Regions from separate parts of the Mus musculus genome. Here region 1 is linked to region 2. The links are chromatin contacts, found by POLR2A ChIA-PET in ENCODE. All regions are on one chromosome and are shown on one strand. The core of a region is the stretch at or near the end of the contact, and the rest is flanking DNA. Distances in the headings are between cores, read along the strand shown. Region 1 holds the start of Prkar2a (protein kinase, cAMP dependent regulatory, type II alpha). Region 2 holds the start of Qrich1 (glutamine-rich 1).

What was found. ChIA-PET counts read pairs that join two places held with the same protein, here RNA polymerase II (POLR2A).
Region 1: POLR2A ChIA-PET joins it to region 2 with 12 read pairs in Patski. The contact joins the promoter of Prkar2a here to the promoter of Qrich1 in region 2. POLR2A ChIA-PET finds 5 or more read pairs at or near these places in 2 of 5 experiments (Patski and embryonic stem cell).

The regions. Positions count from the first base shown.
Region 1 is chr9:108,688,173-108,693,909 of GRCm38, reverse strand. It overlaps Prkar2a (protein kinase, cAMP dependent regulatory, type II alpha), which reads right to left and starts at 1,767. Exons shown (of 11, transcript NM_008924.3): 1 at 1,198-1,767. The coding sequence starts at 1,453.
Region 2 is chr9:108,515,531-108,521,150 of GRCm38, reverse strand. It overlaps Qrich1 (glutamine-rich 1), which reads right to left and starts at 4,064. Exons shown (of 10, transcript NM_175143.5): 1 at 3,911-4,064. It overlaps Qars (glutaminyl-tRNA synthetase), which reads right to left. Exons shown (of 24, transcript NM_133794.2): 24 at 5,210-5,355. The coding sequence ends at 5,305.

The DNA.
Region 1 (5,737 bases), core at 518-3,017, 180 kb before region 2:
AAACACATAAAGAAAAATAAATCTGCCGGTGTTGGGCATAGATTGCCCATTTTTAATCCCAGCACTACTCAGGAGGCAGAGGCAGGCAGATCTCATGAGGTCAAAGCCAATTTGGTCTACATCATCCAAGGCTACACAGTGAGACTTTGTCTCAAAAAAAAGGGGGGGGGGATTAATTAAAATTAAAACAATTAAAGCAGGCTAACTCTATTATGTTAATAAAGCATAAGTGGAAGCAACCGAGGAAATAAAATTGCTCTTTGACAGTCTTACTTAAATCAAATGAGTAGAATGTTACTTGTATACTTCCCTGCAATCAACACTGGAATCGAGGTATTGATTATGCTCGCCAGTTTGATTCAATTGTTTTAACCATATCGAAACTTGGAGGAGGAGGAGGAGGAAGAGAAGGAGGAACGCATAATTAACTGGACACGAATAAAATGGCATAACTGAAATTTCCTTTACATACTTGAGCAAAGGGAGAGAGGAAATATATATATAGGTAAAACAATAGTGAAAATATTGATAACTGTTGAATGTGAGCGGCAGGCAGTATTGGGGGAGGAGGTTCAGCTACTGAATGTGAGTGACAGCATTTAGGGAGGGGCTCAGCTCATCGTTCCTCTTATGTGTATGCTTATAAGGTTTTCATTGAGGCAGAGGTAGATAGTTGACCCCAAGTTCGAGGTCAGCTTGAACTACCTACTGAGTTCCTGCTTAATCAAGGCGATCGGCCTCGTCTCCAACAGTTTTCAGCAATAACTCTTCCAAAACGGAATTCTTTGCAAATGAAATGATCATCCGGTTTATTCGGGGCGAGCTGCCGGGTGCTGGTGCTCTTGTCTTCGGAAAGCAAGCAGGCTATGGGGTCTAAGGCAAAGAGGCAGAGCAGCTTCTGGCGGGACCGACTCAAGCTCCGCGCCACCACGCGGACCAAAGAACGCGCACGCTTCATTCAAGGCAGAATCTGACAAATCACTCTCCGTGAACGCTCGGGCTCAGAGAACCGCGGAGCTCAATTTGGAATGCTCACACGCCGGGGAACCCAAGCAGCTGGGCTGGAGAGCTCTCGGGTCTCGGCCCAGGGTAAGGCCGGGAGCCGAGCCCAGGGCACCCCTGGTCGGCCCTCGGGTCCCTCCCTGAACCCTTCACTCGGTGCCCACATCGCACCTCGGCCTTGCCCCGCCCGCCTACCTTCCAGATCGGCATCTTCCGAGTCCGAGTCACTCTCCCCGTCCTCCTCGATGACGGGGACTGCGCTGGACTCCTGCGTGTGAAAGGTCGTCGGGGAGACGATGAACGTGTCTGATTCCTGGCGGCGGGCCTCGCGCAGGCGTGTGAAGTACTCCACCGCGAAGTCGACGAGGTCGGGCGGCTGCTGCCGAAGCACCTCCACGGTGTAGCCCTGCAGCAGCTCCGTGAGCCCCGCGGGGATCTGGATGTGGCTCATGCCTGCGACGTCCGAGGGGCCCGGCGGGTCCGGGCGGCCGGCGGCTGCAACCTGCGCGCTCCCTCACGCCGGCCTGTCACTCCGCGCCCGCGGTCTCCCGCGCGGCCCGTCTCGGCCTTCCTCGCGTCGCGCCTTATTCTGGCCGGGTCTGAGTTTGTTGTGCGGGCCGCGCGACCCTTCCGCTAGCAAGCCAGCCTGGCGCCGCTGCTGTTGTCACCCGGCCGCAGCCGCCGCCGCTGCCGCCGCCGCGCCGCCGCCGCCGCGGGGACCGCCGGGCAGGCAAGCTGGACGGGCGCGGCAGGCGCCCGGGTTGTGACGCACGCGGCCGCGGGCGTGCGCGTCCCCGGCCAGGAGCTGGCCCAGAGTGCGCGTGCGCCGCTGAGCCTCCCGCTCTCGGAGCAGCCCATGGTCAAGGTGCGGGAGGCCCCGGAGATGAGGAAAGAGTGGCCCGGCTGCGAGGCGGGCTGGTTAGTGCGTCTCGCCTGGTCACAAAAACCTTTCACTCATGCTTTCGGAGCATGCTGCGAGCCTCTTAAAGGAGTGCCAGGGTCACTGAAGTGACACAGGACCACCTCACCTTGACCCCTGCTCTAGTGGAGGGCCAGAGGGCTTACTCTAGGGAACGACATTAATGCTAAGCCTAAAGTACTGAGCAGGTTTGCCCAGAGAACGATCTGGAGGAAAGTCCTGTACAACAGGAACAAAGACCTAGTCAAGTCAGAAGAACCACCTTGACTGACAGGTAGAACGATGCGTGCCTGACTGCCTGAGGTCCTAAGGAGTCTAATATGACGTCGTGAGATGTCAAAGGGGGAAGGCTTTGTAGGAAGTAAAAGTTTCAGTGAGATAGTCACTTGTGAGCCTCAAGCAGAGAAATAACCCTGAAAGAGCTCGCTCAGCCGATTGTGGGCAGTAAGAAAGCAGAATAATGCCAGGAGCTGGACAGACCTCGGGGCTTGTTCCTCCTTTTGGACACTTCCATCTTGGTCTTCAGGCCTAGACTTAGAGTCCTCCTTCCTCCCCACTCAACCCTGGGCCACACTACTTGGTGAAGTTGAGCAGACCACAGACCGTGTTGTCTTTTGCCTTTGGGAAGAGGGCAGAGGTGAACTAGAGAGGCACCTGCTGTTCCTCAACTTGTTTCCTCCTGTCACCAAACTTGAACAAAAGAAGTTACAGACCTTTCTGGAATATCCAGCCTAGGTGCTGGCCAAAGAGCCAGCGAGAATACTGTTCTCCCTCTCCCTGCCGGAACCAGCCAGCAACTCGTGAGCTTGGGAACCTGAAGGGTATTGGGATTGTTAAGCACCACCTGGTAATTAACCAGTATTAATTAAGATCTCCACTAGCACCGCCCATAAAGGCCTGGCACAAACCCAAAACCTCAGGCTGCTGGGAACTGAGCTGTGTATGGTGACAGGGGAACACCTTACTGAGGTACTCAATGTAGGGGCCAGTCCAGGCTGTAAGCTAGGTAGACCTGAGACTACAAACAGCTATGTGTCCCTGAATGTATGTTGAGTGGCGGCGAAGCAGTATCCAGCATGCTGGCTGGAGGCACTGACAGCATACTTGTGAAGACTGAATGAATGAATGAATGAATGAAGAAGGAACAAATGATACATTTCAGCAACAAAAGAAGCAGAAACTGCTCTCCTGACTTCAGTCTCATAATATGTATCATTTCTTTCAAAGCTGCTACATAATTCAAGTCTAGCCTGGGTTACATGAAACTATCTCAAATCAAAAACAAAAAAGCAAAGCAACACAGTGGAGATGGGTCTTCTCTTGAGCAGACTGGCTCTTTTTGGGGGGGTATGGGAGGAGGGGAGAGGTTGTTGGTTTGGTTTTTCAAAACAGGATTTCTCTGTGTAGTCCTGGCTGTTCTGGAACTCACTTTTTAGAGCAGGTTGACCTTGAACTCAGAGATCTGTCTCCTGAGTGCTGGGATTAGATGTGCACCACCACGGCCCAGTCTAGCCAACTCTTAAAAGTTTTCCAGGATTCAAATCTTGCCATTACAATCCAAAAAACCTAGATGTGACCCCCCCCACCACTGCACCATATTACCAAGGGAATTGCCTCTCTGCAAGCAACCCTACAGCCAAGCTTGTGGAAAGGTAAATTCACAACTCCAAGTTCCAGTCTTCCCACATTATCATGTCTTACATGTTTTAAATGGGGCACAGGCAAATGAAGAGTTAGGACTCTGACCTCAATTACAAAATAGAGAAGAGAAAGGTTGTTGACAGAGTTGGGTGTGGACAGGGTCTCCCGGTACACTGAAACCCTATTGGCCTCTGTCAGAAACAGTCTGGTTTTCCTGACCTGTTAAACAGATTCAGCACAGCCTAACCATCCATCTGTCCAACAGACAGCATTCAGAGGGCACCCTAACCTAGTATAGTAACACATCATTTGTAGATCCCATTACTCAGGAGAATGAGGCAGGAAAAAAAATCACTCTTGCACACAGGAATTTAAGACAAACCTAGGCAACACAGAGGAATCTCTATCTTAAATTAAAAAAAAAAAAAAAAAAAGCAGGCTAGAGCTGGAGATGTTCTTTCAGTGGTAAGAACAGTTGTTCTCATGAAGATCTGGGTTGGACTCCCAGAACCCACATACTGTCACAAACTATCCAGTTCCAGGGGAACTACAAAGGATACAGACCTCAACAGATGCAGTGAAGATACATTCGTGGAGGCAAAACATTCATCCATATAAATAAATCTAAAAGCAATTGTTTTAAAGAGGGACTAGGCTGTGACTCAGCAATAGAGGTTGTACTTAGCACCAAGCCTAAATGGGTTTAGCCACAACAAAATCCTCAAAGGACTGACATGAACAGAAATTAGACACCCTACAGCTAGCTGCTCCTTACCTTCCTCCATACAGAAGATTCACAGTGAAGTTAAATAGCTTGTAGTTCCAATCTGACTACCTCCCTCACTTCTAGGTTTCCAAAGGGAGGGTCTCTCTCTTCCCTGTCCTTCAATAATTACAGGAACAATGGCTGTCATGAATGCCCATTTATGCTAACTGAAAGGCCTTGTAACAAGAGAGCATCAGGGATCTAAGCCCTGCATCTTCAACCTTTGTCCTGAATGCCATCTTGCCTGCATCCAAGCCTGTCCAGCTACAGGACTAGCTGTTACCATGGCAACCAAACCCACCACTGACAAACAGCTGCTAAGAGCAAGTGACAATGGTGGGTGGAAAGGCCTAAAGCGGAGACCTTCAGAAGCAAAAGCCATCCAGCAGATGAGGCCCCTCATCCCATGTTGTCTTCCTCACAACCCTCAGGTAATGAACATCATTAGACCACCATACCACCAGCCACAGATACAGATATGAATACAATGAGGCTTGTTCTCATAGGCTTTTACAATTGCCATGCACAGTTTGCAGAGGAGGGACACAGGCAGTTTAGCACCAACAGCAGGGAGGGTTTTGATGAAAGCAAACTTAGGCAGGGTACCAACTGCTGTTTCCAGTAAAATAGTGAATTTCTTAGACTCTTTTTTTGGTTTGGTTTGGTTTGGTTTTTCGAGACAGGGTTTCTCTGTGTAGCCCTGGCTGTCCTGGAACTCACTCTGTAGACCAAGCTGGCCTCGAACTCAGAAATCCACGTGCCTCTGCCTCCCGAGTGCTGGGAGTAAAGGCGTGTGCCACCATGTCCGGCTTCCCTTTACTTAAAACCATCCCCCTTCCCGAGGGAAAGAGAAGCTAATACTCCTTGAAGCCTTGCCCTTGGCCCAGGTCCCAGCTTACTTACCTCATACCTTTCATCTACTAAGAGAACTCAGCAGAAACAACCCACTTAACCTGACTAGGAGGCCGTGTGACAACCTTGAACTCTTGATTCTCCTGTGCCCACCTCTGGAGAGTTAGGATTACAGGCATGTGTTATTATGTTCAGTTTATGCCGTGTTGAAAATGCTTGACACCGCTCTGACTGTGGTACATCCCACAGTCCAGCTCCTTAAGCTCCTCCAGTCTCCACCTGTTCACTGGAACCTGCTGGTTACCTGAGCACTTCTATGGCAGTCCCTCACTGACAGTCTTCGAAGTTCACTCATTACCTATGTTTTCTTTTGTTTTGTTTTACCTTAGAAGCATTCAGGAGCCTCTGGTTAGCAGGAGAGATGGGGAACTTTTCTCTGTCTTTACCCATCTGTCCCTTGGCCTACATGATGCCTCCCCTATGAGATTCAGTCTTTGATCTAGGTGGTCTATTTTAACAAACATCCTGTTCCAGGGAGCAGTTAATTCCCAGGCCAC
Region 2 (5,620 bases), core at 2,815-5,314:
AGCAACCACATGGTGGGTCACAACCATCCATAAAGAAATCCAATGCCCTCTTCTGGTGTGTCTGAAGACATCGACAGTGTACTCACATACATAAAATAAATAAGTAAATCTTTGTAAAAAAAAAATCAAATACTTAGTACAACCACTTACATTGGCTTGTGAAATTGAAAACATCCCTTCCATAAAACCAAGATCCCTAACCTTAAATGTATATATCACCCAAATGTATGCAAATTTTCACAGCACTGGAAAAATATAAGTAATATAAAAATTATATAAAATATAAATATATAGTTTTTAATCTATAAACTAGAAAAATTTTAGTAGTTTACCAATGTGGGATAGAAACAGTATGAACTATCAACACAGGAATACAGAAATGGACAATAACTACCAAAGCTGCACACACAAAAAGCAATGACAAAAGCAAAAGGCAATAACAAACTAAACTTGGGAGGCAGAGGTAGGTGGATCTCTAGGAGTTTAAGGCCAGCTTGGTCTACAAGGTGAGTTCCAGAAAAGCCAGACGATAAAATACTGTCTTGGAAAACAATAATCATAATGTATATTTACATGGAATTCAAAACAAAAGCTATGTTAGAGATACAAAGGAGGTTAACTATAAAGACAAGACTACCAAGGTGAAGAGATGGTTTATCAGTAGTTAAGCACACTGGCTGCTCTTCCAGAGGCCCTGAGTTTGATTCCCGAACCCAAATAAGAGCTCACAACCGGCTCTAACTCCGGTCCCAAGGAATCCAACACCCTAATCTCTTCTGGTTCTAAGGACAACGCACAAAATGGTGCATAGACATATATGCAGGTAGAACACCCATACACATGAGAGAGAGAATATGAATGAGATTGAGATTATTCAAATCAGAAGAACAGTTTGTCTCCAACAACTGAAACACTAGGAGGGATGGGGATGGTGGGACTCTATCTCTTAGAGGCAGTTACACTAATCCGATCTGTAAACAGGAGTATTTCACAGCTTTGAGGGAGGGAGTTGTAAGTGTGCTTGTCTAGCGTATACAAACTCCAGGGTTTCAGATCCAACCCACAGAGAATGGGCCTGGTGACAGCACACCTATAATCCCAACACCTGCGAGCTAGACGCAAGAGGATCAGAAGTTCCAAGATCACGTTCTACTGCAACAAACCAATCCAGAATTTCTAAAACGCTGTCTCAAAGAGAAAAAGCAGCAGCTTTCTAACACATCTCATCAACCTAGAATTAAGCCTTAGTGAGTGCAAGAACCATTTCTTCCCCCCTTTGAAGAAAGCAAAAATTTACTTTTTCTTCATGCAACCACATCAGTTTAAAGACAAATCACAACCCTGAGCCAGAGTAGTTTAGTGGTAAAGTGCATGCTTCCCATGTGCAAGACACTTACGTTCAATCCTCTGCACCAAACAACAAACAAACCAACCTGATAAAAACAGAAATCACAATACACCGTTACAGGGAAAACAGTGAAGCTAGAGGGGGACTCACACCTGGAACTAAACACAAGAGTGCAAAGGAAAAAGCAGGTGTTCACATAACACCTCAGCCTGAGGCCAACTCAGAAATATTCACAGAAAAAGCATGGCCATTTAAAAAGCACAGAGGTAAGAACTAGGCACACCAGCACAAACCACTACTGAAAGCATGCAGGCTTAGAGAAAAACAGCCTCGATTTTGAAGTTGCTATAAAAAAGAACAGCCACACCCAAAGTCCCTAACTGGGTTTTGATTGTGTTGTTTTTGTTTTTTCAGGTAACTCAAATTCACAACAAAATTCAACCATTCCTTAAGTCTTTCTTTGAGACATCAATATAAGCTTTTGTAAAATGATGTGAACTGTGTAAGATCTTGGAGAAGTATAACACCTTATCCCAGAAAACTAGAAGTTACCTAACAGGTAAATACTAGTTGATGGAAACATTGGTTTAAAAAAAAGAAAAGAAAAAAAAAGTAAACTAGAATAAGCAAGCTTAAATGGTACAAAAAGTTCACAGACACATCCTCAACAAAGAGGACAGTTTTTTTTTGTTGTTGTTGTTGTTGTATTCTGTTTGTTTTGGAAAACCATTTAGGTTCTTAGCTGATGCTTTGCAATGTTAATCATGAATATTCCACTGACTTCGATTTTAGGGACTGTTGTCCAATGAACAAACTAATACCGTTTCCCTCATCAGCAGTTTCCTAGTAGGTAGCAGCTTCTAGCAGACAACACCAAGAAAGAATGACAAGATTTGTAAAGTTTCAGTATTACCAAGGGGTTGGGGGGTAACGGACTGCACACATACTTCCAGCGTATGAATGATTTTTAACTCACCAGTCACCATGTTGCATGTATGTCTGCTGCTTGTCCTGAGTTCTTAAGACTTCTAACATTCTGAAGAAGATAGAACAAAGAAGTTCCTTCCATCCTCAGCCTCTTTTTAAGTTTTAACTTTGTTCTTAAAAAAATACAGTATATTAAAAAAAAGTCATTACTATCAAAGTTTGGTTGCTACTAAAAGGAATAAAAATCCTTTTAGCTTGCTTTTCCTCAGGCTTAATGTAACAAAATTGTAAAAATAAACTAGCAGATGTTTTGTCTTAGAAAAAAAGAGCTGTGTATTTCTCCATCACAAACCTAGAATTTCCTAGATAGAAGATCACAGCACTGAAACAAAATGTGGAAAGAAAAAAAAAAGCTGAGAAGAACTTCAGTTACATAGTTTTTATAGTGACAGGCAGATTTTAGAAATTTTTGCTGGACATTTTAGAAATTACAAAGAAAAAAACCGGCAAAGCATTGATCAAGTTAATCAAGGTTAAGAAACAGCCCTTATCAAGAACAGAAAGGCAAGCCCCTCCCACCCACGCGGAGGTGGAAAAAAAAAAGGGGGGGGGGAGGCTGCATTTAAGTGAGGATTTAAAGCGGAATTTTAGAGCTCCGAGAGTTTGATACCATATACAGAGGAGGATCTCTTTCCGGAGCGCACAGAGGTGACGTGTATCAACTGCGCTTATGGAAGAATCGGTTCTAATGGAAGAAAAGCGGGGCCTGGTAATGGTAACCTTCTCTCCTCAGCACAAAGCACCAGTACAAGGTGAGGAAACCCATGGGGACCCAATGCCCTCTCCGGCCAGCAGGACTCGGTTTCCCAAGCAGAGCAGCACCCTCCCCAAGCACCCACCCAGTCCTTGGGCCTCGCTTAAGTAACAGCATTCTTCAGTTAGTACGAGCACTCCTGTCCGCCTCCCGGAGGAGCGGAGCCGCAAGCCAGACCGCAAAGCCGCTATGTTTCTCCGCAGACCTAGGCCACCGCTGCCCCGGACGTCACGAGGACAAGGGCCCAACCCTCAACCTTCCCCAGTCGGCAGGTCGGTCGTCCGCCAGGCCGCTCGCCCGCCCGCCCGTCTGCCCTCCTCTTGGAAGGGGCGTCCGGCGCGCACTCCGGACAGCGTGAGCGACCAACAGCAGGGCGCGCGCCGCAAAACCGGGGGGTCGCGGGGTGGCGCGCGCCCCGGAAGCCGTTCTAGCCCACGGGCCACAGCTGAGAGCCAACGGGGACGCGCACGTCGGGCGGCTACGCGCAACGAGAGGACCGCACAGCGCGCACGATAACGCACGCGCGCGCGCAGAAAAATGAGAAAAAAAAAAAAAAGAAAAAAAAAAGCCACGCTCGTGCGCGCGCGCCTCCGCGCGCCCCCGTGCGCCGCGCCCACCCGCCCCTCAGGCCCGCCCCTCCCCCACCCGTGGGGCGGAGGCTCGCGAGCCGAGGGACGTTCTCCGCTCTGAAGCCGCCCTGAGGTCGCCTGGGCCCAGCGGCAGCGGCCCGCCCGCCCCCGCCCGCCCGCCGTTGTGTAGGGTGGGCCTGCCGCCTTCGAGCCAGAGCCTTGCTGCGTCCCCGCCCTCACCAGAGCCCTCACCCGGCGACGTCACCGCCGCCGCTGCCTCCGTTCTACCCGCCGGCCCCGCTTCACCGCCCGGGGCCTCGGTTCTGCCGTCGCCGCTCCGAGACCGACAGGATTTTCTCCTCACAGCTCCCTGGGCGCCATCTTACATTCAGCCCTCACGGCCAATGGGAGCCGAAGGCCCTTCTCGCGAGAACCGGAGCGTCGGATCCCGCGAGAGCTGCCTGCCAGGCTTAAAGGGAACGCTGCAGCCACAGAGGGAACCGGTTGGAGTGGAGAGCGTACCCCTCGTTGTGGGAAGGAGCGCCACGCCCATGGGCACCCCTCCATGCGGGGCGGGGCTTAGGCCCGGGGTTCAGCATCCAGGGGTATTTTGCCCCTGCCCTGGGTCTGAAAGCATGCTTTTTGAAGCCACCTACGGTGTCCCGCTAGCGCCTCCTCTAGTTGCACAGTTCCACGCGAGGCGGGGCCGGGCCTAGCTCGGCCTCGTGGTTAAGGTGGCCCCCTTTCAAACCCCTGAACTGGGCGCAGCTTTAACCATTGTGCCGCGCCTGGGAAGCGCTCGGGGCGTTAGTGCACGGGAGAAAACAGCTTCAGGAACCCCCAGCACCACCTCTCATCTGAGATCGCTTTGCCACAGTCAGGTCCACCTTAAAGCAGGCCTTGGGTAGCCTAGTGTTTGTATACAGGGAAAATGTGGAAGGCTTTAAAGCTGCAGGCACTCACCTACAGCCTCACCAGAAGCTCCCAGCAACCCAGGGGGCCCTCAGTCTGGGGCAAACCTTAGTGCCTTCTGCACTTGTTCCTGTCCTAGCAAACTCTAATCTTCAAATTCTTCAGAAGTCAATTTCTGAGACGGGGTCCAATCCAAGGGCCAGCATAGCCAGGAATCTCATCTCAGCACCGTATAGACATCCAGGGAGTTTGCTGGGGTCCCCAAACTGGAAAGGCCACAACAGCATTCATGATTTATCTCACTATGCTTAAATAGTTGACAGGGCTTTTTTCTAAATGATCACACGGGGGGTCATGTGTCTCTTGATCTCTAGCCACAAAGACACAAACCTAGATCCCTCCATAGGACTGGTGACTGTGCAACAGCATCTCTGGGGTTCTCAGGTTTATCATAGTAAGTGCTGAGCTAATTCCAGCCATGCACCTGCCTTTGAGAACCAAGTGCAGTAGTGACTTTGTGGCTGGCTCTTTTCTGGGGAAGTGCATTCTTCCAGAAGACATATGAGACCCACCACTGCCAGCTAACAAACTATTTCTCCAGGGTCCTCAGATATTAGAAAGGCAGACAACAGAGAGACGCCAGAGGGATTTAGTTATTCTTTATTGAAACGGAGTGTGGAGTGCTGAAGGGCACCCCCAGCCTCCAGGATGAGGTAGGGCCACATGTATTCAGTTCATATTTTGCCTGGGTCTTCTTTTAGTGTGACAGTTCGGTTGAAGACAATCTGAAAGGCAGTAGAAGAAAAATGACCAACAACCCCGAACCGGGCTTCTTACTTCCCCTTCATCACCTAGGAGGTGAGGTATCATGGAGGTGAGGTACCAAGGTTGTCAATAACTCTGTAATTTCAGATAAAGGACTAGATGCCTGTGCTGTGCCTTAGTTTCATGAGGATTATGACAAACTCTAAGCTTGCCTGCTACTTTGAAGAGTAAAAAAGTTAGGGCCGGGGCTGGAGAGGTGGCTCAGCAGTTGAGAGCACCGACTGC